Linked DNA regions of Mus musculus: region 1 is linked to region 2. Evidence: chromatin loops called from intact Hi-C (ENCODE). Cell type or tissue: gastrocnemius. All regions are shown on one strand. Links, peaks and the distances in the headings refer to the core of each region. The heading gives the core; the rest is flanking DNA.

What was found. Peaks named below come from ENCODE experiments on the same cell type or tissue, not always from the same donor. Only the 100,000 strongest peaks of a DNase experiment are listed, where the experiment ranks them.
Region 1: a loop joins it to region 2, with 2.5 times the contacts of the local background. A loop is called at or near these places in 9 of 42 quality-filtered maps.

Annotation. Positions count from the first base shown.
Region 1 is chr17:31,910,673-31,922,107 of GRCm38, reverse strand. It overlaps Gm30571 (a long non-coding RNA gene), which reads right to left and starts at 9,643. Exons shown (of 2, transcript XR_385538.3): 1 at 9,453-9,643; 2 at 8,305-9,373. It overlaps 2310015A16Rik (a long non-coding RNA gene), which reads left to right and starts at 9,664. Exons shown (of 3, transcript XR_876746.3): 1 at 9,664-9,754. In gastrocnemius, for the core only: a CTCF peak has its summit at 6,297; DNase peaks (open chromatin) are centred at 5,506 and 8,574; H3K4me3 peaks cover 1,443 bases; H3K27ac peaks cover 6,587 bases.
Region 2 is chr17:31,849,807-31,861,241 of GRCm38, reverse strand. It overlaps Sik1 (salt inducible kinase 1), which reads left to right and starts at 5,438. Exons shown (of 14, transcript NM_010831.3): 1 at 5,438-5,570; 2 at 6,178-6,348; 3 at 6,918-7,034; 4 at 9,646-9,709; 5 at 9,846-10,007; 6 at 10,177-10,301; 7 at 10,393-10,516; 8 at 11,091-11,314. The coding sequence starts at 6,193. In gastrocnemius, for the core only: a CTCF peak has its summit at 5,174 (motif pointing right); DNase peaks (open chromatin) are centred at 4,559, 5,267 and 6,140; H3K4me3 peaks cover 5,604 bases; H3K27ac peaks cover 7,233 bases.

The sequences.
Region 1 (11,435 bases), core at 1,579-9,578, 61 kb before region 2:
TCTCTAGCAGGTCTCAAGAGAGCATATATGCTTGACTCAGTAGTCCACACTGGAGGATGGAGCAGCCTAAGGCCCCCTCAGAGGAGGATCTAGGGAAGCCGCCTACCCCTGAGGGCTTCACCGGAAAGAACAGCGCCTCTTTCTGCAAGTACACAGAGGCCTTGGCTTCCTGCTTCTGGAGATATGGCATATGATGTCTTAGAATGGCGGGTCAACTCTCAACAGCACACTAGGCCAAGACAGCTCCACATGGAAGAGGTTTTATTGGGAGGGAGAGACAAAGTGGTGGCAGAAAGAAAAGAGGGAGAGGAGAGGAAAGGAGAGGGGAGAGAAGGGGAGGGGATGGGAGGGGAGGGGGAGAGGAAAAAGAGACGTTCTCCTTTATTTATATGGAAAATGACATAACTCAGGTAAAGGTGGGAGGTGAGCCAAGTGGATTCTGGGAATATGGTGCCTGTCGCCTTTGCAACAGGTCTGCAGGTCACTCTGTCACCTATGTGATGTCATAGGTTTGGGTGGTCCTGATGCATATGAGAATCCGCTCCATGTAAACATGGCAAAACATTTCATAAAGATGTGTGGACAGTCCCTCTCCACAGCCTTCCTCCTCTCCTCCCCCCTTCCTTCCCTGGGACTAGGAGGTCTTAAAGGAGTGAGGCTACTCAGCCAGTAGAGAGAGTTACATGACAGGTGGAAGGGCTCTTCATCCAGTCAAACATGAGCAGAGCCCAGGATTGGCTGCCACTCCGCTACCGTGTGTCTAAGGTCTTTTCTTCCCTTCTGGGGCTCTTCCCTTCAGGGAGAAGGCCTGCCGTGAGGAGAGATGAGTTCAATTCAGTGGCAAGGGCATCTCTGAGGGCACCTTCTGGGTGGCACAGAGGTCTAGGGGCTTTGCCTGGTGGAAATATCAGCCAGACAGTCTGCCATCTGCAGAGAGCAGGTGTGAAGTCCTCAGGCTAGCATGGCAGACAGATCAGCTGGTGCACATCCTGGAGGCTACATACAGGTAGACGGTCCTGGGGCCGGTTGCCACCGGAAAGCCTTTACAGATCCCAGCCCAGCATCCCCTGAGTTGTCATGTGTAGCTGCAATTACTTGACAGCTACACAGCCCCCCCCCCCAGGTCAGGAGCAGCCATCTGACCACTTTAGCAGAACGTTCGCTGCTGTCTGGCTGCATGCAGACCATAGGAGTGAGCTGGCTGTGCCTTCCAAGTGTCAGGCCTGCCATCAGGCTTTGGAAACAGCAGGGAAGCCACGCCTTAGGCTAAGAATTTCCTGCTCTTTGAAGGGACCTGGGTCTGGGGACTTTAAGGGGAGGGTGAAGAATGTGAGCTAACGAGCTGGGGAGGTGATCCAGCTTGGCCTTGAAGAAGCTCTGATCTAGTGCCAGGGACAGCCACAGTGATCACCAGCATGTCACCGAGTAAAGAGGAAGCCCAGGAGGCCCTCCCCACTATGGACGGCAGATAACATGGCTGGCTGAGACTTCTATGGGACTCTAGATCTAGGTTACTTAGTGGGGAATGGGCAGATGTGTGTCTGAGAGCTTAGATTTGTTTCCTCGGGGGCGTCCTGGCCCCTTGGCATCCCAGTACTCTGTTGCTCCCTTTGGAGAGCCCTGTGTGTCTCTCTCTCCCTGGTTGCATATGGAGGTGCTGGTGTACCCTCGCAGGTTTGTAGAAAAGTTGGAATTGGATGGCTCCGCCTAATCACCCCACAGAACGTTTACCGCAGCTGACTTATCTTCTAGGGTCCCCCTAAGCGTACTTATTCCTTACCCCCAACTTGCCTTCCTCTTTAGTTTTATTTTATCTCGAGAAGTTTGGAAAGCTATTGTGGAGGAGCTCAACCCCCACCCCCACCCCACCCCCATCTCTGATACATAGAGACACATTTCCAGTCCCGCTCAGCTTCCTGGGTCACTTACTGCCCATTTGGGGAAAGAACTCACTTTGTCTGAGACCGTAGGATGCATCCCTGTCTCTAGAGCCCTTAGAGAACTAGAAGGGCAGGGAAGGTGCCTGAGACACTCCCTCCTGCTTTTGGAAAGATCCTTGGGCTGCTGAAGACCCGTACCAGGCTAGGCCTGCGGGGAACCTGTTGAGAGTCAGGGGAGGGGATAATTCTGCCAGTGCCCCTGGCCACCAGAACATTCCTGTGGTTCGATAGTTAAGGAGGAGGTCCACACAGTCACTTCTCAGGCTGGCCCTGCATCAGCGGGTCTGTGGCTTTCTGTCAGCAGCTCCTGAGTACATACACACCTTGCCTCCTCTGCCCCACCTGGCCTCGATGAGTGCTGTTCTCAAGCTCTGTGGTCATTCGGAGCACGCGGGTGCCAAGGACAGACTTCAGAACTCACACCACCCTGGCAGGCTTTGGACACTTGTCCCAAGTGTTTTCCTGGCTCTCAGGAAGGGCTTTAGTCTTTCCCCCCCCCCCCCCCCCAGCTGCAGGATTGAACACTAGGCTTGTTCCCTGACACCCGCCCTGACTCAGAGGACACCCACTTTGTGTTCTAGTCCAGAGGCCTTCTGGTCACGTCCCTCTTGGTAGAAAGTGTTTGCATTCTAAAGAAACATGACCATCAGAGGAGGGATTGGGCAAACCCAGTAAACAACGAAGACCCCTTCCGAGGGAGAGTGTGATAGGGCTGTCATGGATCTAAGCCTAATCCCAGAAGGCTATGCCTATGTCAGATAAAGGCTCCAGGAAGGCAGGGTTTGTTCCAGACCCCTGGTTGGGGCGTTAGCAGACCAGGCTAAAAACTGAAAACAGAATCACACGCTCCACTTCTACCTCAGCAAGCCGGAACCAGGCTGCTGTCTTACCTGTGTAATCAGGCTGCTGACAGCCACATCTCTCCCCAGCAAGTCAGTGTCCCCCTCTTGGCAGAGAAGTTTCCTCTGCTTGAGTCCTGACCAGGAAAAGCAGCCTAAGGTGACCAGTACCCCAGACCCCACCTTCTCCCAGTCTCTTCTCCAGCCCTGTGAAGACTGTAGAGGACTCCTCTGTGACCCTCATCGATATCCTTAAACTGCATCAATTTTAGGATCGGTGTCTTCGTACTTACGGTCATTTTGCCCCTGGTATCCGTGTGCATCTAGCAGAGTGTCATCATCCAAACCTCAGAGCACAATGTACCTAAAAGCAGGAAACCTGTGGTGACAGAAGATTTTAACCTGGCACAGAAGTGTCGAACTCACTGCTCCGTGGTCATTTCCCAGCAGTGGTGTCTCAGACCACAGAGCGCCGATAGTGGGGATCCCAGCTGCTCCTGGAGAGTCCACTAAAGTCCTCACCCAGGGAGTTTTGAGATGAGCTTCCACTAGGCCCTGTTCTGGTGTCTGGGAGCCGATGGTGTGTGGAGGAGGCAGGCTGAGCTCGAGCTGTCCACTCAATATTCTAGAAGGTTCCACCATTCCTGGCAGCCCCTGCTTGGGTGACTTTTCACACTTCATTGATGCTAGGACTGAGGTCTCACAGGCCTCAGAAGTACCTATGAGTCAGGAACTCAAGAAGTGTCTCCACTGCTGGAGAAGCCTGGCTAAGGAAATGCTTTTTACATTCCTAGCAGCCCCTCGGGCGAGTTACAGGTCATGCGCTCTGAGGGAGGGCATGCTAGACAGATGCTGGCCCCTATGCTCAAACTTGCTGGTACCCACACCCCGCCACTACATACGCCACAGCCCTGCATTGCACTCTCGGTTGGGCCTCACCTCTCCCAACAACCAGACTTCTTTAGCTTGTACGACCTCTGGTAAAGTGACATGACATCAAAATGCACCATCTTTACAATTATGAACAGCTTATGCTGTACACACTGCGCAGACTCCGTCACCATCCACCGCCACAACTCTGTCACCTTCCCAAACTGAGACATTGTCCCCATTGACCAGCTGCTCCCCAGCCCCAGCCCCTGCTTCCTGCTTTCCATCCCCATTCTACAGCTTTTCCCCACTCGGAAGTAGGTTCTAGCAGGCCGGACCGGCTTGTTTCGCTTAGCACAGTGTCTTTAGCATCCATCTTTATTGCCGCATGGATACTTAAAAACGGAACTTTGTTCTGGTTTTAAGGCTGATTAGTGCCGTTCTGTGGATCTACCATGTGATGGTGGCCCCTTGGGTGGCTTTCACCTTTGGCAGTTGTGAGTATACATCCTGAGCCTGGATGTATGGATGTGTTTAGGGTTCAGACCTTGAAGTGGAGTTGACAGGCTCAGTGTGATCTGTTTTCCACAGTAGATGCTACTCAGCGTTCCCACCAGTGCACAGCAACTATGGCTTCCGCCCTCAGTTCCCACCAATGCACAGCGACTGCGGCTTCCGCACATGCTCAGTTCCCACCAGTGCACAGCGACTGAATGCGGCTTCCATGCCCGCTCACCAGCCCTTCTGACCTTCAGAATCTCTGTAATCATCCTGCGGGTGTGAGGTAGTTTCTCCTGATGTTGATTTTTCACCTCTTTGATGATTAACATTGCCGCCCATATTTTCTTGTGCATATTGGTCAGTTATATCTTTTTTTAAAAGAAAATATCTATTCAATTCTATATATAGTCCATTTTTTATATTTCATATGAATTTTTAAAATTAAAAAAAAAAGAATGGGTCTTTTCTTCCTTTAAACACTGTTGTTGGACTTTTAGTATGTAATTGCATTGAGCCTGTATATTGCTTTGGCTAGCATTAATGCCTGTGCATTGTTAAGTCTTCTAATTAGTACTGTAATCCAGTATTTGGAGGCTGAGGCAGGGGGATTACAACTTCGGGGCCAGCCTGGGCTGCATAACAAGAAACTCTTTTGGAAATCTTCCAAGGCATGAGCGTGGGCTGTCTTTGCACATCTTTAATTCCTTTAATAAACATTTGATAGTTTGGGTGTAAATCATCTACCTCCTCTCCCGTTCCTAAGGGATTTTACCCAATCTGACACCATCACCTATGTAATTGTTTCTTAGCTTCCCTTTCAGAGTGCTCATGTGAATTTGTAGGAATTCAGCTGGTGTCTGTACGCCATGTCTCGAAATGTCGCTCCATTCATCTCCTGCTTCCGACGGGGTGATTTTGGTCCTGGGGTTCCCCGTGTGTCATTGAGCCGCTGTGCTTCACAACTGCTGTGTCTGCGTAGAGCAGATGTCAGCAACAGGTGTGTGCTGGTCGCACGTGCATGGATACAGGTGAGCCGTGACCGCAAGAGACACATGCACACTGCGCAGCTGGTATACATTCAAGTGCATGCATGTGCTTGATGGCTTTCTGTGGGGTGAGGCGGTAGTCCTGGCTGACTACCGGGCAGTACAGCCAGAGACACCTCCAGCCACTAGCCTCGTAGCTAGGGTGTTTGTAGATGTGTCTCTGTGTTCAGCAGCCAGCAAGACTGGGGACACAGCAAAGCTGCTGGACAACGTCACTACTTCTCAGCTTGTGGCTTTCCAGCCTCGGCTGACCCTCCTCCCTGGGGACATACTGCCTGGCAGGGCTCTAGCCCAGCTGCTGGCATGGACACAGCTCCAAGCACAGCAACGTTCCTACCGATGCAGCAGGAACCCGAAGCCCATGGAGACAAGAGGGCCTGGAGAGCCAGAGCGGGGCCCTGACTCAGCTGAGAACTCAGGCTGCCAACCCAGTTCTCTGCCCTTGGCCCTTTGGGTGGAAGGAGTGTTCTGTATGCCACAGAGGACCGTCCTGGGCAGGGAGCGTTTACAAGTGATGAAGATCTACAGGGACCTGGTTGGTACACGGGCCGTGCTCCTGCCCCATAATGGCCCTGTATCCCCAGTGGGCAGGTTGGGGGCCGTGGTGGGGACAGGGGTGGGGGTGGGAGGTACTGCTCAAGTGTCTGGGTACAGAGTGTGGCCATCACACGCTCACTTGGCAGAACTGTGTCAATTACTTGATGTCTTAAGGACTCTCAGACCTGGTGAGGCCATGTGTTGCCAGCAAGCCCCGCCTCCTGGTGCTCATTTTGAGTCTGGAATGTGTTAAAGGATCCCAAAGGCAAGTCCTCTCCCAGACTGTGCAGTGCTTCCCTGTCCTTCCTGCCCCTCCTCCATGGACCCCAAGGGCCTGTGCCCTTCACCCCTCCCCCATTTTCTAAGAAGGCCGAGCTCCGAGAAGAACTCCATGCCCTCATATTTCCACTACAAGCACCTGTTGGAGCAAGTCAGGGCGAAGTGTCGACATCTGGGTGGAGTCACCCACGCCGGACATCCCTCAAATAGCCGGTCAGCAATCCCTTCATCCTCTGCGCCGATCTCACCAAGCAAGCAGCCTAGCACAAACTTTAACCAGCCACCCAGTGGCCACGGGCAGCAGAGTCACTGAGGTAAACACACCTGTCCCTCCGAGTGCTCTGAGACTAGGCAACAAACCATTTTCTCACAGTTTTGCAGAGAGAGAGACAGAATGACGACATACGTGGCTCCCTGTAGCCATGACACAGCAAACCAGTAAGTGCCACACACATACCCATACACACACACACACCCATACACACACACACACTGCTTCAGGATCCAGTCTTGCTGATGGCTGGTCCCCACAGCCAATTCTCACAGTCCTTCCCCATCTGGGCCTGTCCACAGGCCAGACCTCCAACACACACACACACACACACAGAGGTGCGTATTCACAAATGTGGCAGAAAGACATCAGAGACAAGAGACAGACCTCAATCAGTTTCTTTCCCAGCTGGCTTACCTCCTGACATATGTAGAGTTCACCACCTCACCACCTGAGGTCTAGGCATTCAGCACACAGGTCTGAGGGCACACTCACACTCAAGTGACACACATCTCACACTCCCAGACATCATAGTGAGGTTTTGTAAATGTAGTTCATCAACTCTTCGTCTTTGGAGACAGATAGGGAACAAAGCCACTATTCTGTAAGCTGATAAAGAGGCAGCTTCGAGGATTTATCATCTGTGCTGGCTAACAATGGTGGAGGGAAATTCCACAGAGGACGTCAGCTAAGGGCCTGGGCAGTGGTAGCGCATGCCTTTAATCACAGCACTTGGGAGGCAGTGGTAGGTGGATCTCTGAGTTCAAGGCCAGCCTGCTCCACACGACCACCAAAGGGACACTATACCCTAACCATAGGTTTTCAGAAGACAGAAGACTGTGCTGGCTAGTTTTATGTCAACTTGACACAAGCTAGAGTTATCTGAAAGGAGGGTGCCTCGATTGAGAAAATGTCTCCATACGATCCAGCTGTAGGGCATTCTCTTAATTAACCACTGACAGGGGAAGACCCAGCTTCTTGTGGGTGGTGCCATCCCAGGGCTGGTGATCCTGGGTTCTATAAGAAAGCAGGCTGAGCAAGCCGAGGGGAACAAGTCAGTAAGCAGCACCCTCCATAACCTGCATCAGCTCCTGCCTCCAGGTTCGTGCCCTGCTTGAGTTCCTGTCCTGACTTCCTTCAGGGATGAACAGCAGTGTGAAAGTATAAGCCAGGTAAACACTTTCCTTCCCAACCTGCTGTTTGGTCATGGTGTTTTGTCGCAGTAATAGAAACCCTGACTCAGACAGAGACCATGCTGAACAGTACCACAGGCCATGAGTAATCTGGGAACTAGGAGAGCATGACGCTTCCTCAACAAACACATGGGGAAAAAAAAAAAAACAGATGCAGGAGACCTGGTGGCCATGTGCAGCCCTGGACACAGCCTAGACCCCAACCTTCAAGTGAAGCCAGACTGCTGACAGACAAAAGCCACAGCTGTGACAAACCTGGGGGGCGGGAGTGGGGGCGGGTGTCAAGCTCTTTTCCTGGAATTGATCATGGTATTGGGATTATTCTACAAGTAATTACCATCCTGAGATGCCTCTGCCCAGTGATCACCGAAAGGAGGAAATATGTCAGGGGTTGTATGGCAGGGGGTTGGGGCAGGGTGCCGCTGGTCCTTGGACAGTATTGGAGGTGGCAGGGGAGTTGGGTACAGGGTAGTTGCTATATGCTTGTCTATGATTGTGTAAGGTAATTTCATAATAAAAGTTCACAGGGATAAAGTTAAAAGATAAAGGGATCGCTGACTAGCTATTTGAGGGATGTCTAGGTGAAGGCAACTCCACCCAGATGTTACACTGTTACAGGAATGGAGAGAAGGCTCAGCCAGTCACACACTTGACTGTGCAGGCACCAGGACCTGAGTTTGGATCCCAGCACCCACGATAAAAGCCACGCACGTCTGTTACCCAGTGCTGTGGGGTGGAGCGGACACAGAGATTGCTGAGGTTGTCTGGCCTAGTTCCGGGTTCTGTGAGAGAGCCTGTCTCAAAGGAACAAGGCAGAGAGTGACAGAGTAGAATGCCCAAGGGCTTCCTCTGGTCTCTTCAAACACATAGGCTGGAACACATAAGTGTGTGCACGAACCACACACATGTAACCCCCCCCCCCCAAGAAAGAAGGTTAAAAATCAATTCCTGAAGACAAAGTGAGAGCAGGTGTGCCTGGGTCCTCAGCTCCTCTGACGCTTGGCCCAGGCATCCCTCAGAAAGGTTCCCAGTTCTGTCAGGCAGCATGCCCTGGAAATCCAGCCGGATGGAGGCACAGTGATGGGGACCGTGCAGATCTCCTGAGCAAGATCTGAGGCTGGCTTGAGTCCAACCTCTGCCTGTGATTGGTTGGGCCAGCAGCAGCCAGGCCTGCTTTTGTTATAGAGCCACTAGGCTTAGTTGGCCACACCAGGCTGCAAAGTCTGACCTAGGCACCCCTCCGGAGGCCTCCTTAGGTCAAATTTAATTTGAACCAATCTAGTCCAGAGGCAGATCACCACCAATCTATCTGTCTGGGGAGATGATATTTTAAATTTGGATCATTAAGGACTTCTGTAACTTCGGGAGAATGTCAACACACATCACTTGAGCCCCAGGGATACCTCAAGCCAGGCAGCCAGGCAGGAAGGCTTAAAAATACGCGTGGGAATGAGCAAGGGGCAGCAAACACCGGAGCTTCAGAACCCGTGTGAGGTGACGCAGCTCAGCTTCCTGGGCTAATTACATCTGTGGGTGTTTCTGCCGGTCCAGGCTGTTCCAGATGCTGGAAGAGTTCAGAAGAGCTGCTCGCCGGCAGTGATCACGGTAGAAAGGATTTAGTGAAAATCAAGGCAATCACCAGCCCAGGCAGCTGTGTGTCCCTTAGTTCTGTATAAGGCGTCACCCAAGCGACAGAAAGATAAAGGGACGTGCCAAACAGCCCCACTGCACGTTGCCCAACATATTACCCATCCATTAATCTTGTCTCCTCTGGGCCCCATGGCACGAGGTAGGGATCTTGTCTCTCTCTATTGAAGGGAGAGCAGGCTGCAGTCAAGATGAGGAATCTTCCTTGTGGACAGGATGCTGTCGGGGCTTCTCTCAGGTCTTTGCTACTCTGCGGGGTTGGGGACAATGACATCTCTACTATAGCGAAGGGTGTAGCCGAGCCCGGTACTGACCCTCTGTCAGCTTACCAGCACAGTGCTCACAGATGTAGTCCTGAAAGGCCCAGCCCACAGAGGGAGGGTTGGGCCATGGCGCTGAGGCTCCAGGGCAGAGATGCCAGCTGCGGGCAATGGCGTCAGACAGCTCTGCCTGCACAAACAGAGACCCACCGGGGTTCCGAGACGGAATGTTCCCGCCGCGGCCAGGATGCTGGGTGCGGCTGCCCTGCTCAGCTGCTTTTTTTGTTTATTTATTTGTTTAAGTTTTTCTTCTTTGAGTACAGACTTGACACGGAGGGAAGGGTGTTCTCAGGCTGCCAGCCACGGCCTAGGTAAACGCTTCAGAGCCTACCTGCCCTTCTGCCTGAATTTGTTTTGGAGAATCACTCGCTTGTCGTGTGTGTGTGTGTGTGTGTGTGTGTGTGTGTGTGTGTGTGTGTGTGTAAGCAAGCGTGCATGCACGCACACGAGCTCAGCATGTAGTAGCCAGAGGCTGATGCCGAGGGTGTCGTCTTCCTTGATGGCTTTTCCACATTGTTTTGCACAGGGTCTGCAGCTAGACCTTCAGCCTGCTGCTCTGGCAGCCAGGCCCGGTTCTGTAAATGTTGGGGATCCGAACTCAGGGCCGCATACTTGTGCGGCAATTGTCTGACTCACGGAGCGGTCTCCTCAGCCCTCGGTTCTGTTAAGTGACTTTACTGGCTACAGCTAATCCCTGTTCCTGCCCGGGCCCCTGGCAACCACCAATGTTGTTTCCTTAGACTGGCCTGCTCTGATATTCAGGGACAGTGGCCTCCACGCATGGTTCCTCCCATGGAGTGGTATATCCTGGGGACTTGACGGACCTGTACAGGAGGCGTTGCTTCATTCCTGTGTGACTGGTATCACCACTGTTTGAATGAACCAATGGTGTTTCTCCATTCAGCAGGCAATGCTCACTTGGATGCTCCTGCTTTCTGGTCATTGTGAATGAAGCTGTTGCATCTTTCCTTTGCTTCCTTCCTTCCTTCCTTCCTTCCTTCCTTCCTTTGCTTGCTTCCTTTCTTTTTATTTATTTATTTATTTTTTGATCTTTGGTTTTTAAGACAGGGTCTCTGTGTAACAGTTCTGGCTGTCCTGAGATTTACTGACTAGACCAGGCTGGCCTCCAACTCACATGGATCTGCCTGACTCTGCCTCCTGTGTGCTGGGACTAAAGGCGTGGCCGCCACGCCCAACTCTAGGCCATTTTTGAGCTTCTCTTTAAGCAGGCATGCTTTCCTTCCTCTTAGGTAGATGCTGGGAACGGATGACTTTAAGTGAAAGTATATTTCGGGAGGTACACCAGGTGTGCCCAGGGTACAAGATTTAAAAGGGCCAGGTGTGGTGGCGCACACTTTTAATCCGAGCACTTGGGAGGCAGAGGCAGGCGGATCTCTGTGAGTTTCAGACCAACCTGGGCTACAGAGTGAGTTCCAGACCTGAAAAGCAAGATAGTGTCTAAAATAAACAAATAAACAAACAAACAAATAAATAAATACAACAGCAATAACAATCCCCACTCCCTCCACACACACAACAAGGCAAAAACTATCTATTAGCAAAAAGGCACTGAGCCTCATAAAAGATGCCTGAATTTGGGTTATAGAAAGTAGAGTTAGGTCAGAATTAGAGTCTTTGGAATTAACCCCACGAAGCTCATGGAAATTGAAAAGGAGAGTTCAGGCAGAGTGAGTCAGGCTGGAATCTGCTCAGCCCCAGGGAAGGTGGAGGAGAGACCCTGGAGGGACGGGGGAGGTAGAGTCAGTCACTGACCCAGGGCTGTCTGCTCTGTTTCAGAGTCTCGCTTGCTTAGTGATGGTGCCAGTGTCTGCAAGCATTAGCAGTGTTGTGGCTGTGTGAACATCATCACAGCATGCACTGTGGTTTCAGGCCACTGGGGACACAGACACAATTGTAAACACAGCTCATTTTAAGCACAATATGAACGTTACCACATGGCTCAAGCATTAACTCACACCAATGACAGTTTCA
Region 2 (11,435 bases), core at 1,684-9,683:
AGTCCCCAAATTTCTATGTTGATGGTCTGTGGAGCTGGGGCTTTGGGGAGGTAGTTGGGATACATGCGTTCACAAAGGAAGGGCTCCCTAGGGCCTTTAGTGGCTTTATAGGAAGAGGAAGGTACAGGGGCCTGAGCTGGCGCACCTGCTGCCTGCATCAAGTTATGACAACCTTATGATGCAGGAAGAAGGCTCTGGAGGGAAGCCAGCATCCTGCTCTTGGACATTCCAGACTTCAGGATCATCAGCTCGATAAACCATAAAGCAGCCTCAGCGACCAAAGAAGGCCACCGCAAAGCAGCTCTCTGGGCTCGGGCATTTTGTCACAGTATCAGAAAACAAACTGACATTCCCCAGGTGCCCGCTTCCTCTGATTGAACAGCAAAGAGCTGACATTCATGAACATAGGTCTATTCATCCTGGAGGAGGCACGGGGGACTTCAGACATGTCTCCCCAGGGCAGATGAGCAGTCCCAAGGAGGCATTCCTAAACAAGGCCCCCGACTGACTAGGTTCTGATGGTCCTTTTTGGCCCTTGCTGATCCTATAGACACTGACCCCATCCATCTCCGGCAACCTCACAAGTTTGTAGCACAGGTTGGCCACACAGGCATTCAAAGGCCTCATGGTCCTCAGGTTCGGACCATTGAGTAAGGCATGTTGCTGCAAGTGCCCATGATTCCTCATGACGACTGGCAAGGTAGCTCGGTGGAAGAGCACTTGCCTAGAACATGTAAGGGCCCTGAGTTCCCAAAGGAAAAAAAAATTAAAAATTAAGCTTCCAACCTTTGTGTATTGCAGGGCGGTACTACAAGACCGTGTAGTCACTGTGAAGTTTCGTATGGAGGTGCTTTCCACTGCTGTCATAAACACCGCGACCAAAAGCACGCTGGGGAGGGGGTTTATTTTAGCTTTACAGTTCACAGTCCATGATGAAGGGAGGACAGGGCAGAAACTTAAGCAGAGGCCATGGAGACTCCTCCGGCTTCGATATACCACCTAGGACTTCCTGCCTAGGGGTGGTACCACCCAAAGTAGTCTGGTTCCTTCCACATCAGTTGTCAATCAAGAAAATGCCAAAGGTAATTTGATGTAAGTACCTTCTCAGTTAAGGTTCTCTCTTCCCAGCTGGCTGGCAAAAACTAACCAGCAAAGGAGAGTTCTAAAACAAACAAACAAACAAACAAACAAACAAGCCAAAACCAAAAGAAACAAAAACCCTAAATGTAGAACTACGCTATGACCCAGCCTTACCAACCCAAGCTAGTATAACGCAGATGTTTTTTGTATATCCATGTTTCTAGCTACACTGTTCACGACAGGTAACGTGGAATCAGCCTGGCTAGCCACCATTGGGTGGATGAACAGGAAAATGTGCTCCATGCACCCAAAGGGATTTCATTCGGCTGCAAAGGAAGATGAATCCATGACATTTGCAGCAAAATGGATAGAACTGAGTGCTATCTTAGGTGTTCGTGCCCAGAAAGACAAATACCAAATACCACACATTCTCTCATGGATGCAGCCTAGATTTTAATTTCTATATGTGAATACACACACACACACACACACACACACACACACACACAGGTATTCAAACTAGAGAGAGGAAGTGGTGTCTTCTGGGAAGGTTGGGGGTGGGGAGACGACTGTAAGCCAATACTGAGATTTGAAAGAGGAAAAAAGCCATGTGGAGGGAAGGGGGAAGGGGAGAAGGAGAGGAGAGAGAATAAACAAGCTGGTGTATAAAACTCTTATGGTGAAGCCTATTACTCTATGTGCTAATGTAAAAAAAAAAGAGAGAGAAATAAAACTTAAAAGACCCAAAAGCTGAAATCTTAATTAACGAATACTTTTCCCATTACAAACAGGAAGCCTGGTGCTCTGTAACCAGGGCTAGCTGGCCATAGGTAAACACATATCGACTGGTATGTGCACAGGTGCTTCTCCATCTGTTTTGTCTTGGGCCACCTCTCCAGAACCCAGACACCTCCCATTTGTGTCCCGTCCCATGTCTCCAGAATTCCCACTTCTCTCAGCTGGGAGCCTAGGGGCCTGGCTTGTTTTGTTGATTTGTTGCTCTGATAAGTGGTTCCTGCTGGCTGATCTGGTCACTGTCCTGGGAGGCGGATGTCCCTGCCCAGGCATACTCTAACAACAGCGGCATTCTAGGGCAGGTGCCTCTGGGTAGGTGGGATGCTATCAAGGGCAAGGCTAGGCAGCCTTTGGGTAGACTTGCTCACTAAGCTCCTGGCCCATGACTGGGGATTCCTCAGTCTTAGGCCTCCTTTCTGCTGTCATTCTAAACCTGGGCTGTGACTCTGCCTCAGCACACAGCAGCTTGTCACAGTTCAGAAGTAAGGTGGACCCAAATAGAACAAGGTAAGTGACCAGGCTGGGGCAGCCCACTTTTCCTGACTGCCTCAGGAGCCACCAGGCAGAAGCTGTGCAAAACATGAAACCAAGAGAGACTCAGCCAGAAGGGGAAGGGGCCCTTTGGTACTAAGTGGAGTGGGCCAAGAAAGAAGGGTGTCTTGTTCAACTCTCAATGATACAGGAAGCCACCCTTCTCCTCAGAGGAACACCAAGGTCCTCACAGCTCAGGGTAGCAGGCCCATTTCTCGGAGCTGGTGTAGAACTCCAGGCTCTGTGCGTGTCGATTTAGGTCGGGAAGGTAGGGCCGTGGCATGGCCTGCATAGTCATGTACAGCTGAAGAGCTCCGGCCCAGCAGATAGGACTTCCAACTTCATGGTCCAAGCAAGAAAACCAGCCTCCAGGACCATCACACTCCCAGGACAGGTGTGATGGGAAACAGAGTGGTTCTCATTTGCCAGTCAGAGTACTGTGTCACCAAGTCACCTCACTGGCACAATCTAGTGCCCCTCCCCTGATCTAGGTGAGGAATCCCTGAGTCATTTGCTCATGTCTCCAAAAGCAGCGCATGCCTGGTGCTCTCTTCCTCCTCAAGTGCCAAAACATTACCACAGAACACAACAAAAAACAAGGTGCTGGAAGAAATAGTTTCCAGGGATCAATGACACAGAACCACTTGGGGAAGACAGGATTTCAAGAGAGTGCCAGGTACCAGCCCCACTCTCTGCCTCTATGGACACAGCAAGCTCCTCCTCTAGGATCTGGGAGGAACAGATATGGTCACTGCTGGCACAGGACAGCTATTGGAAGCAGATGCTCAGGAGGGGCCAGACACTTGCCTGGATCCGGGTTTGCCTCCGGACAGCATCCTCCACTAGGTCTGGGCCCCAAGCTTTTTGTGTTGCCTTGAGGACATGACTGAGGTATGGTTGAGGGGAATTTTTTTGTTTTTGTTTTTATTGTAGTCATGAGGGAGAGAACCACCAGAGGCCTCTGGAAGGGTCCAGATGGAACATGGTCAGAACAATAGACTGGACCATGAGAGGAGAGAGACAAATGGGGAGCAAGAGGATAAAGAAGAGAGAGGGAGACAAAGAAGACCAAGATGACAAAGACCGAGAGGGGGCAGGGGAAGAGAGAGAAAGAGACCAAAGAAGAACCAAGAGAGTCAGTCCATGGCCAAAATGGTTAGCTTACATAAGAATAAGGCGGCTGAGAGGAGCCAGGCACTTTAGATGCTGAGACATACTAACGCAAGTGTCAGCCCTGACAGGTTAATAGGCACCTCAGCCATTTGTCCTTTGGAACCTCACACTGATGACATGCTTGCGAAGAACACCTCAGACCTTTTGGGAAGGCTCTGGCTAGACCGAGGCCAGTGGGTGGACAGGCTGGGAAAGGATGGGGGCCCATGAGGTAAGAACAAGGGGTTTCCTACCCTCTGTGCAGCTCTCCTGGGAACAGGGAGAGATGTTAGGACGCCCAGGGGTGAGGGGAACAGCAGTAAGCTGTTCAGATAGGAGAGACTAAATAACTGCCCCAAACCTTGATTTATGAACCTGGGACAAACCAGGGGGAGCATGTTGGAAGACTAAGGGGCCCTGAGATGGCTACTGTCCTTGAATGTCCTTCAAAACACACGGACCGGGAAAGGCAGGGCTGCAACTGGTACGATCCTTGTGGGAGTAATGTACAGTAGCAGTAGTACATGGCTGGCCCCTGCGAGCCCTATCTCAGGCCAGCCTACCACCCGCCTCTACCCAGGAAGTCTTCCTCCGTTGAGGAATGAATTCTGATGAATTCTGAATCAATTGTGATTAATCAATCCACCCGGTGCTAGTTTTTCTCTCACACAGGAAGCCACGAGGAAGAGAGACACAGAAGTTTAGCTCCAAACCGCCACCTTCCTAGCCTTTGGAGAATCGTCTGTCCCCTTTCTCGTCTGCCCTTAAGAACACATCTTACTTTCTGATGAGGTGTGAGGGAACACAAACAGAAGGAGTCACACACATGCCATTTCCACTCTCTCCACACTCCGTCTCCCCTTTAATGGGCCCTGCTTCCGGCAGGCACTCTCAGGGTCAGTTCCAAGGTCCCAGCCGCCCTGTGTCCTATCTGTTGTCTGGAAGCAGCTTGGGGACAGACAGGGTGGGCCAATTGGCAGACAGCAAGAAAATGGGCAAAGTGCCCAGTCCTCCAAGGGCCCCACCTATCAGCCCTGAGTAGTGGCTGGGTCCTTTTGCAGCCCGTGTCTAAAGCACGCGTCCTATTCAGCTGTCCCAGGACACCACTGCTGGACCAGGCGGCCCTTGAAGCAGGAGGCTTTGGGAAAATGAGTCGCGTTTTCCTGCTTTAACTTTCCAACTTGCTGAATATTTAGAGGTTTTCTCTCTCTCCTCTCTCCTCCCCCCCCCCCTCTCTCTTTCTATAACAAAAGTAAGTGGCGTTCAACTAACCAACACTTTCCTAGAGCCAGGCATTCTTGCAGCTGGCCGGCCCTCTCAGGGATGAAGTGAGGGTCAAGGGGCAGCCACTGCTGGCGGCACATCGAGTGCCCAGCATAGCAGACTGATCAGTCTAGGGCCATCAGCCCCAGAGTCCCACGCCGAAAATCCCGCAGCTCTATTCCACCCTGCTGAGTCCGAAGCGAGCACTGAGCACCCAAAGGGCACCGTACCCACCATGAAGCCCCTGGAAGTGGTCCTAAAGCAGGCTCGGTCTCCTAGTCGGGGGCGGGGGTGGGGTGGGGGGGTGGGCTACAGCAGTGTCGCCCATGCCCGGCAGGGGGCGCCAGCAGTCTCGGGCGGTTGCTGAGCCGGGCCCCTGACGTCACCGCCCGCGGTCGCCATGGCGACGGCCTCACCAGCGCGCGCGTCAGAGCCTCCAGTCTCTTGGCAACCGCCCGATCTCCGCTCCCCCTCGGCAGGCACCGGGCCGCGCGTCGCTCTGGCGTCAAAACGACGTCAATGGGCTGTGCCTGCCGCGGGGGGCGGGGCGAGGCGGGGCTTGTGCGGGGCGGGGCCGGGGCGGGGCGGGGCGTTGCCGCGTGCGGCCGGCGGCGGCGGGGCGCTGACATGCGGCGAGGCCCGGGCGGTGGCGGCAGCGTTGGCGGCGGCGGCGCGAACGGCGGGCACCGGAGCAGAGCTAGCAGCCGAGCGGGTGGCATCCCGGGTCGGGCTCACGGAGGGCGGCGGAGGTGAGCAATGGCGCGGGTTCGGGTCTCCGAAACCCGCAGGTGCGCGCCTGGGGTCGCGGGCAGGACTCCAGCCCGGCGGGCTCCCTATTGTTGCGGGTCGGCGCCCGGAGGCGGGTCTGCGAGCGCCCGGTTGTGGAGCCTGTCCTGAGGAGCCGAGCGTTGGCACTGGTGGACGGGAGCGCGGTGAAAACCCGGGACCGTAGGGTGTCCAGGAGCTGGCTTGGGGTCGACTGCGGGTGGACTGCTGGCGCGCGCGCCCGGCCGGGACCGGAGGTCGGGGGGCGCGTGCGTGGGGGCTCGCACTGAGGGAACCTGGGATCGAGGGGGCGCGCGCGTGGGGGCGCAGGCTGGGGGTTCGGGATAGAGGAGTGTGTGCGTGGGGACTTTAGCCGAGGAGATACTGTATCAAGGAATGAGCGAGTGGGGGTGTGAGCTGCGAACCTGGGTCGGGGCCACACTAGGAGCCTGGGGCTGGAGGAACAGAGGGTTGAGGACGCACGCGTGGTGGCCTGGCGGACACAGTTTCAGTGGCCGGGTTTGGCGGGGAATGGGATCGGGACCGAGCCGGAGTCGGTCGGTGCTGAGCGCACTCCTCGCTGACCCGCAGGTGCGGCCCGAAGCCATGGTGATCATGTCGGAGTTCAGTGCGGTCCCCTCAGGCACTGGCCAGGGCCAGCAGAAGCCCCTCCGGGTGGGCTTTTACGACGTGGAACGGACCCTGGGCAAAGGCAATTTTGCAGTGGTTAAGCTGGCGCGGCACCGAGTCACCAAAACGCAGGTGCGCGCGCGTGTTGTGTGTGTGTGTGGGGGGGGGACTAAACCAGGGGGTGGATCCAGCCAGGGGGTGGCCCCCTGTGCTGATTCAGTCCTGTGGAGTTGATTGTCACAATTGTAAACGATGACATTGTTTAGTCTGGTAAAGGGGGAAAAAAGCTTTGTATTATGCTTCTACATAATTTGTACAATTACTAGGGAAGAGCAAAGATAATAATGACCAGCAACCGCCCCCTTCCGAGAGAGAGAGAGAGAGAGAGAGAGAGAGAGAGAGAGAGAGAGAGAGAGAGAGAGAGAGAGAGGGAGAGAGAGAGAGAAATAGAGAGGGGGGAACACAACAGAAGTGAGCAGCTCCTTGTAATAAAGCTAGCTGAAAAATACAGAGGCTTTAATTTAACTTCTATCCCTTTAAAAAATGTTAGTGGCTTCTTTTAATTTTTTCCCCCAACTTCTTGTGACCTCTTGAAGACATCAAATGTTTGAGAAATTCATTTGTCCAAAAAAAAAGTACAAATGAAGTAATGAGGTTACTTGAAGTTTTTCCCCCCCTTTTTTTCTTTTTAAAATCTGTAGGTTGCAATAAAAATAATTGACAAGACACGGTTAGATTCTAGCAATCTGGAGAAGATCTACCGGGAGGTCCAGCTCATGAAACTTTTGAACCACCCAAATATCATCAAGCTTTATCAGGTGAGCCGAAGGACCCTCGCCGCACCGTGAGCACATCCATCCTTCCACATGTCACACCCTGAGCCTTCTTGGGTCCCTGAAGGTAGTCAGCGTTTCTAAGGCTGTGTGGGAACTGAACACAGAGTACAAAGTAACTAGGTTGACCTTCACTGGGCTCTGCAGCTTTATTGACTGTTAGTCTCTTGCTCTGGGTTCTACTTGATTTTTGCCTCGTTCCAATTTTATCTAGTATTGTAATGTGTTCCAGTTTTGCACATGTTGAAGTCCGTTGTTGAAGTCCTGTCACTGTGAGGATAGCCATATGTATGTACGGTCAGGCTTGAGTGAAGGACAAACTTGAGCGAAACTGGAAACTTCCGCCTTTGCAGAGGATTGCTAAACGTTTAAAAAGCAGCTGTTCTTTCCCAGGTCTCCTTAAAGTGTCTTGGGGTGCAGTAGCCCTCGTCTCCCGAGTGTAGCCCGGAGTGCTGGGGGAAGCAAGGGAGATACTTCAGCCCTATGAACTTGCCATTTAAGCTGGGCTGAGGACATGCCGCACCCGTTTCTGTCTTTTGTTTCCTGACGGTCTTCCTCAATCTGCCTTGTGATAACTGGCCACTTCTGCTGCCGTGAAATAGCTCAATGTATAGAGGAGCCAGCCCTCGTGGTGTTGTTATTGTTGTATCTGCTTGTGTTGGTGTGTAAGTCCTGTCAGTGACTCTCAGGATCCTCATGAGCCTGAGGTGACTCCAAGGGACAGTTGGAAAAGCTGTGTTTATGGTTCAGGAGGGGAAAGAACTGTAATTTAAAATTACCCTGGCCAGTCCTTCTCAGAACAAAGGCAGACAAGTCTCCGGAGTTTGTGTTTGGCCTGTGGTGACGGCTCCCTCGGAATCTCTTAAGCACAGAGCCTAGGGCTGTGCACTCAGGGGTTGTCCATTATTTCAATCTTCATCTCTAAGTTGTACTCGAAGACAGGTTTCCTCCGGGGCCAGTGCTTGAGAGAGGGGGCTGGGAAGGGTAGACTCCTATGCTCCTGTCTGTTTGTGGACGCCAGTCTATGCTGTCTTAGCACCCTCTTCCTGCCTTCCACTTGCCCACCGGGTTAGGTAGGCTCTTACCACTGAGGAAATGTTACCCGGGCGATGGATGTCAGAGTGGATATTTTAGCTCCTGTCTTCAGTGACTCAGCTTTCACGATTGAGTGGGCTGCTGAAGCCAACTGGTACTCTGGTCTTGATACTGGTGTCTAGCATTCATTCACCTGACCTCTGACCCCAGAGTCCTGCTGAGGCATCCCGTTCTCTCCTTTGGGTGGGGGTGGGGAGTGTTTGTCTGGTTGCGGCTGTTGAGATAGGGTCTTGCAATGTAGCTAGCTGCTCTAGCTGGCCCTGGTGCTCTCTGTGTCCTGATGGCCTTAGACTTGGGGCAGTCTCCTGCTGTAGTCTCTGATGACAGATGTATATCAACACAGTTGGTTTATTTTGGGTCTTGAAACGTTAAAAGATATAGACGCTAAGTTTGTTTTCCTTCTCCCTTTCTTCTGTGTAGAAAAGGCCTAAGCAGAGGTCTTCTGCTGCACTGTGGGGAGGGGGACAATGGCTGAAATTTTAGCTGAATTGCTACGGTTTTTAATAACACATTTCTTAGTAAAATTTATGACTCAAAAAGCGTCTTTAAAGTATCTTCTAAAGGAATAACAGCATGTCTTAAACCCAAAGAAATCTTTCTTTCTATTGCAATACAGTCTCTTTCTCTCCCTGAGATGTTTTCTTCCTTTATTTGTTGTATTGGGACAGTTTCACTACGTAGACTGACTGGGCTAGGACTTGCTATGTAGACCAGGCTGGCCTTGAACTTCCGGTAATTTTGCCTCTGCCTCCAGAGTGCTGGGATTACTGGTGTATGCCACCATACCTGGCTCCCCTGGAATATTTAACCTATGCGTATGCATAAGTGTAATTTTGATTTGTTTCAGAACCAAAAAAAAAAAAAAAAAAAAACCCAAAACCCTGAATCTTTGTTGCTTAGTTATGGTTTAATTTTTTTTTTAAAGTAACAAAGTTGCCGATCAATAAATGAACTCTGAAGGTGTATGTTGACATTGACCATTTCTGTTGACACATGCCAGGCGCTGCACTGTACAAAGAGCAATCCCCTGTAGCTTACCTGGCAAGGCTTTAATGTCTTGCTCTTAAGGTGTTCTTAAGGCCTAATGTCTTGTCAGTAGAGGGAGTGGGGGTGGGGTACTTGTATTGATCACTCAGTCTGCTATGGTTTTTGTCCATGGGGCTTCTAAAAGGACCTTCCCAGGATTCTAGCACTCATGGCCCCCTGAGCTCCCAGGAGGCAGGCACGCCAAGTGCTTGCCCTGTGCAGTCTTGTTAGTGGCTCTGTCCCCTTTAAGAGGAGGGGTTGTGAGGATGGTGGGCCAGAGGGGCTTCTCCCAAGGTGTTTAAAGTTGCTTCTCTGGGTTGTGGGATTTTTTTTCCCCTTCCCTCTCTCCTTCCTTAAACGATGGAGGCTGTTTCTTGGAGAGAGGTCAAAGGTTGTTTGGGATTCAAGTGCGACTATCACGGCTTCTTTGTGCGCCTTTCTCTACCACTTAAGTTTTTCCTTTTTGTTATTTCAGGTTATGGAGACAAAGGATATGCTCTACATTGTCACAGAATTTGCAAAAAATGGAGAAATGTTTGGTGAGTTGAATTCGTCATAGCTAATTTAGGTGAAGCCCGCCTTCTCTTGTATGCCTCCCCCCCCCAGGACCCCCCCACCCCCACCCCCACCCCGGCTCGGTGTCTTCTGGTGTGACTGTTTTGTTGTTTCCCTCAGATTATCTGACTTCCAACGGGCACTTGAGTGAAAACGAGGCTAGGCAGAAGTTCTGGCAGATTCTGTCAGCCGTGGAGTACTGCCACAACCACCACATTGTCCACCGGGACCTCAAGACGGAGAACCTGCTCCTGGACAGCAACATGGATATCAAGCTAGCAGGCAAGAGTGTGTGCCCGGCGGGCGGGCGAGGGGTGGCCCTGTGGGGACTCGAGTGCATACGAGTCCCAAACTGATGCCAGCGCCTGGCGGGCGAGGGGTGGCCCTGTGGGGACGCGAGTGCGTGCGCGTCCCAAGCTGATGCGGGTGCCTCTCTCCCTTTGCCTCACAGATTTTGGATTTGGGAATTTCTACAAGCCAGGCGAGCCTCTGTCCACGTGGTGTGGGAGCCCCCCGTATGCAGCCCCTGAAGTCTTCGAGGGGAAGGAGTACGAGGGTCCCCAGCTGGACGTCTGGGTAGGAGCCCTTTGTGGACCCTGCTGCCTGCCAGCACAGTCCCCGGAGCTGGCAAGCAGGGTCCCAACCTGAGCTGTCTGGTCATTCACAGAGCCTCGGTGTGGTGCTGTACGTCCTGGTCTGTGGCTCCCTCCCCTTCGACGGGCCCAACCTGCCTACGCTGAGACAGCGGGTACTGGAGGGCCGCTTCCGCATCCCCTTCTTCATGTCTCAAGGTGGGTGCGAGGAGCCTTGGGTAAGCCTGGCGGTGGCTTTAGGCAAGAGGTGGTGGGTGGGTCTTGGCAGTGCCTGCTCAGCTGTTTAGCAAATCTGCAGTCGAGTTGGGACTGGGTGATCAGGCGGCAACAGAAACCCAAGCCACAGGTGCTTTCCAGTGGCCTACTTACAACTCAGACAGGAACCTCTCCCTGCAGTCCGTCTCCTTCCTATAAGCCTGCCTCTGCAGTCCCCCCACCAGCCATTGCCCCTTCATCTTTGCAACTCCCCCATTGTCGATTGCAAAGCTAAGATGCCAGCCCCTCTTACACACAAGGCTTTCTGTTTCATAACTATGCCTAGCCTCACGTGTACCACAACAGGAGGTACTTAGAGAGATAGAGCGTCTTTCTCTGCGTCTGGTCCCCAACATGGTGGCTTTCCTCTGTAGCAGGGGAATCTAAAATGGCAGCTTCAGACTTCTTGACTGTCATGTGGGTGGTTTTTGCCTGTGTGACCAGCTCTACTGTGGGTGTAGGAATGAGCCCCCAGGCCCAGTTCCGCATCCTCAGTGTGAGCCCTTCCCGTCCACAGACTGTGAGACGCTGATCAGACGCATGCTGGTCGTGGACCCCGCTAAGCGCATCACCATAGCCCAGATCCGCCAGCACCGGTGGATGCAGGCCGACCCCACTCTCCTGCAGCAGGATGACCCTGCCTTCGACATGCAAGGCTACACCTCCAACCTGGGCGACTACAACGAACAGGTGCTAGGGATCATGCAGGCCCTCGGCATCGACCGGCAGCGGACTATAGAGGTGAGCAAGCTGTGTGGTGGCCGGCTGGCTGTGCCTAGCCCTCATATCCTGAGATGCTGGTGGGATCGGGTTACTTGGGAAAAGCAGGGCCCTTGCTGTGGAGTTAAAACAGAGCTACAGT